2 separate regions of the Homo sapiens genome follow, and region 1 is linked to region 2. Evidence: chromatin loops called from intact Hi-C (ENCODE). Cell type or tissue: IMR-90. All regions are shown on one strand.

The links. Hi-C counts contacts between places; a loop is a spot of excess contacts. Peaks named below come from ENCODE experiments on the same cell type or tissue, not always from the same donor. Only the 100,000 strongest peaks of a DNase experiment are listed, where the experiment ranks them.
Region 1: a loop joins it to region 2, with 2.1 times the contacts of the local background. A loop is called at or near these places in 2 of 110 quality-filtered maps.

The regions. Positions count from the first base shown.
Region 1 is chr7:133,354,065-133,356,564 of GRCh38, reverse strand. EXOC4 (exocyst complex component 4) reads right to left here. Exons shown (of 18, transcript NM_021807.4): 6 at 1-235. Among named protein-coding and RNA genes, the nearest start is that of MIR6133, 64 kb to the right of the region's middle. In IMR-90, no CTCF peak of the experiment used is centred here; DNase peaks (open chromatin) are centred at 1,134 and 1,624; H3K27ac peaks cover 1,112 bases.
Region 2 is chr7:133,433,348-133,435,847 of GRCh38, reverse strand. The region is part of intron 7 of EXOC4 (exocyst complex component 4); the gene reads right to left. Among named protein-coding and RNA genes, the nearest start is that of MIR6133, 140 kb to the right of the region's middle. In IMR-90, a CTCF peak has its summit at 1,403 (motif pointing right); no DNase peak of the experiment used is centred here.

The DNA of each region.
Region 1 (2,500 bases), 79 kb after region 2:
TTCTCCACAGTAACGTTCTCCCCCCGCTGATAGCCACTGTCTGCCACCTGGGTTGTAGACCTCTTCACAATTTGCTTCAACTCCTGCTCCAAGCGCTCTATGATTGCCTTAACTGTTTCTGGGATCTTCTTCAGTTTCGCCAAGCCCTTAATGAGGATACCCATAAACAGGGTGCTGTTTTCCTCTGGATCCAATTCTAAATCTTCCTTGATGTCCTGCAGATTTATCTCCCTCACTGAAAAATTAAATAATAACAATAATAGATACAGACTCCACTCAAAAACCCCAAAACAGAGCAGTCTAATAAACGAAATCACTGCCTTGATTACTCTCTTAAAGAATTAAAGAGGATTTTTCAATTAAATTATATTTGCACAGTAACCATCCAAAAGTCACAAAATAACATTTATATTCCTCAAATCATACCCATCAGTTAGTAATAAGAGGCAGATGCAATAAAAATTAGTAAACAAATCACCATGGGAAGTTTTCCACAGACTACTACTTCTGCCATGAGTCCACTGGCTCATGACATTTATTAGGCACTCGCTGTTTATAAAATGCCATATGTGGCGCTGCAAGAGAATTCTGAAGAGCTGGATCCTAGCCTCAGGTTTGTATTTGTTAGTTAAAAGTGGTAAGTCGCTGGAGAAAAAGACATCATGAATACACACAGGGGGAAGAGTGATAAATAAATTAAAATTATAATAAATTTTTTAAAAAGATTAAGGGAAAACAATACATACAAGTGAGACAAGACTTTGAGGAAATAGGGTAACGAAGAGGTATTTCATAAATACAAAAGAACAACCTATTTTTCTTTAAACATATGTCTGCTACAACATAATTATCTATAGGAGACAGATCTTGCTAATAATCCATGAAAGGCTTCTGAGAAGTAATGTTATATGTCAAAAGCCTCTGTAGATCTTTAGAATACAGCATTCTTTCAAACAATTTGGCACTGAAATGGAAGAAATAACCAAAACTTTAGTTTTTAACCCCTGTGGCAAGTTGGAGAGAGGGGAGAACTGCTGATAGGAGATCTCTGTTATCTACTGAAAGCCACAGGCCTTGCTCTCCAAAGTATGAATATACATATGCAAAACTTCACATAGGAATTCCGGGTTTCGCAACTGCCAAAAAAAACAGGACGTTACAAATCTCTGACTTAAAAGTAACTGCCTCATTTTACAAATGGCTGGATTAAGATATACAAAAGCAAAAGTGAGTACAGAGCTGAAGATGGAGCCTAATAGTCAAAAGTTTTCCCCATCCACCTCTGTCCTCCATCTCTCAAAACAAATGCAAGATTTTAAAAATCTGCAATATCCTGAAAGAATGAATACATTCTTCCTTAGTAGATTTAAACTCAGACTACAAGCCATTCTAAGTTATTCAGCACTACTAGAATGGTACTGAAATCTACTAGGGAAGAAAGAAAACATCCCAGTATATGGAATGAGTTCTTGTAACTGCTACACAAAGTCCATAAAACCTCTACTTCAGATGATGTGAAATCCACTGTAGGGCATTCTCCTCAGTCCCTATTTTGGGGGTTCCCAGCTTATAAAACGCTCTTAAGGAGGATTCTGGGAAGACTGCAGAGTAGGAGGCACCAGGAATCTCCCCACCTACACGATTGTACTGGCAGAATCTGTCTGATGTAACTATTTTGTAACTCTGGAGTCTATGGAAGGCTTGCAACTTCCAAGGGAACACTTGGATGGTAAATTGTGGTCGATTTCAATTACAGCTCTTACCAAAGTAGCTACCTAGCACTGTGGCAGACATCCCTGTACCTGTTCCTGGAGTACCTTGCACACACCTGGTGGGAAGACAGGGTGGGCAAAAAGAACCCTGCCTGCCAAGTATCAAGAATCTATGCTCTGATCGCTGATTGCTTCCTCTAATCACAGAGGTACAAAGAGGCACGTGACAATTGTTGTTGCACCTCCTCCAATTTTTCAAGCCCCTCCTACTCTTGCTGAAGTAAATTCCAGGGAAGTTAAACAGCCAGTAGCCTTCCCCTACTGCCTTTATTTTTCTCTTGCTCCCCGTTTTAAAGCCAAACATTAGGACTAGGACATTCAAAAACAAATGCATGTATTGAAAAAATTATAAGGTGACTGTGCATGCCCATGTAAAGGTGCAGGCTTAGAAAAGCTTTATTTGAGGAGATCTTAAATTAACACCCAGGCTGATCCTTAGGATAGACACTGACTACAATAATTTATAAAACAAAACAATAACAACATCAAAACCCAGAGAACCCGGGAAAAGAGGGAGAATGTGATTTCTGGAGTCACCACATCATTAAACTCAAATGCCCAGTTTTCAACAACAACAAAAAATCACAAAGCATAGAAATAGAGAGGCAAATATGGCCCATTCAAAGGAAAAAAAATAAATCAACAGAAACTGTCCCTGAAAAAGACTTAATGGTAGATATATTAAGAAAAAAAACTTTTAAAAAGTTTTTTTTAAAGTTTTAACTGTT
Region 2 (2,500 bases):
ATAAACGGCAAAAACTTTACCCTCAACCTAGATACTTCTAGAAATTAACAGATCACTAGATAACGGAGCATTTTTCCCAGAAATGGATCTTCATGGAATAGCTAAAACTTAAGTAACACAAATACAGATGGATGGGACTAGGATAGAGAATTCTACAATAAAGGTGTTTTAGGTATCATTTGACTGCCATTGTTAACAGAAGAATACCTAATTTACCTGGCAGCCTGGACCACTAAGAATAGCAGAAACTAAGGAAGAGAGAATTAAGAAAAAAGGGACATTTCCAGGGGCAAAATGTCCTTATGTTATACAATCCATAGCTGAGAATTCATGTGCATGATGCCACAGAGTGCTTTCTGGTCGCTTATTCTACACACAATTCTAACCACCTTGGTTCTCTGCCTTTGCAGCTTATACCACAATAGTTGAGCAACTTAGCAAGAGGAGCTTGTCTGAAACAGACACGATCAATAGCTAGACATGATAACCTACCCCCAAAAAGCAAGGAAAAAAAAGACAGAGGGTATGAAGAGTGAACAAGTATGATTTTTTTTTTAATGGAAGTCTGGGACTGGTTCAGCACGATGGAACGTTGTCCGTGCCTTCACATGTGACAAGATGACCTCTGACGTATCACAATACATTCAATAAAGGGTAGTGTGCAAAAGTGCAACCAAAGCATCGATTAACCAGGTTCAAAATGACAGTCCTTCAGTCACCAGAAAAAGTCTGAATGTGCTCAGTATATTGTGACAAAAGGACCAAATCTGAGAAATGTATTTTATAAAATTTCCATTAAAGATGTTAAAATACAATCTTTAATGCTAAAAGGGGAGAGACTATTTTCTGGAAAATTAAGCCACACTGAAAATCAGATTCCTAGATGGTGCTAAATAAATTAGGCATCACCAGTCTTCTTTTTAAAGAGAATATCACACAATAGTTAGGAGTTTACTTACAATAAAGCAATCGGTCTCTATCAGAACAAAGATAGCCATTGAAGACAAAAAAGAGGAAGGATAAAGCTTTAATTACAAAAACAAAGAGACATATGGATTTATCTATTATGACAGCACAATCCTGAGGTCTGTATAAAAGGCACCTCATTTCAGTCCGGCACACAAGCTTTAAAAAATTGGTTAAACAAGCTCAAAGTATCTTTGAAGCAACATCAATGGTGTATGGTACTTGGTTTCCGATTTTTTCTGCACCAAATTAAAAGTTAATAAATGTTGCCAACAGTTCCTCTACATTTCTCAGTCCACCCCCACCACAAACTCTGGGAAATAAAAGCAGCCCCCACCATTACTTTACAGTTTGCAAAATGACTTGGAGGGGAGCTTTGAAGTTTGTAGTAACAGAAAGAGAAATATACCATTAATGCCAGAGGGGGGAGCTCAGAGCAAAGGGAAAGATCATGTTTACAATGGGCAAAAAAGGGAAATTCTGAAAACCTTCTGAGCTTTTACACAATATCTTTTTTTCTCTTTTTCGGTATTCTCTTTTGAAGAATGGGTTCTAATACCCTTTGAAATAAACAACCTTCTTTTTCCCCCCCATGTAGAGAGAAAATAAATAAAAGTAGTGCTGAGGGTAACCAGTTTAAACAATGTGCAGGTTTCTGAAACCTCTGCTTTAGGGAGGTCTCATGCACACAGCCTCCAGTCTCTAATCAGTTTTGTTTGCAAATGAACCTACACAGTAGGATTGGCATCTAATGATGCTGAAGGCACAGTAAAGGAATTAGCCCAAGACAATCATTATTTTAAAGAGGTGTTTGGCCTCCTCCAGATTCCTTTACATGTTTATTTCTTAAGATAAAATGGAATTTTAATAGGCTCCTTCCATAATTAAAGATACTATCTTTGTGTATTCACTGCCCTTTGTACCACTAAGGACATACAACTAGCTGATCCAACAACAAAAAAAGGAGCCACTGGCCATTATATTTTCCTAGAAACAACTTCCAAGTACAGACAGGTTTGTGGAGATAGCCAGGGTCAACCAGCACTCTTCTTCCCATCTGAATTGTAAGCATTTCTTTAAAGTGAGCTTTCAATCCTGAACAGTTTTGCCAGTAACCAGAGACAAAACTGGCATTAAAATAGGTGCCATTGAACAATAAAGTTCTTGATGCTACATGGAAAGCTGCAGCTTCCAAAACAGTGCCTAAAGAAGGTCTTTAAAAGAAATGAGTATCCTTCTGTATTTGTCAGCTACCGCCACAATACTGAGTAACAAACCACCTCAAAATTCAGCAGCATACAACAAGTATATCTTCCTTGCTCACATATATGCTCATTATCTGGGACTTGGCTGTAGGCTGGACTACACTGGGCTTGGTACCAAGCTGCAGATCAGGTCCAGAGCCAGTGCTTTTCATCCTTCTTGAATTAGCAGCTACTAGAAGCATGTTCTTCTCACGGCAAACAATAGAAGTGCAAAGACCAAGTCCAACTGCACAAGCATATTTCAAGCCTTTGCTAGTGGCATATTTGCT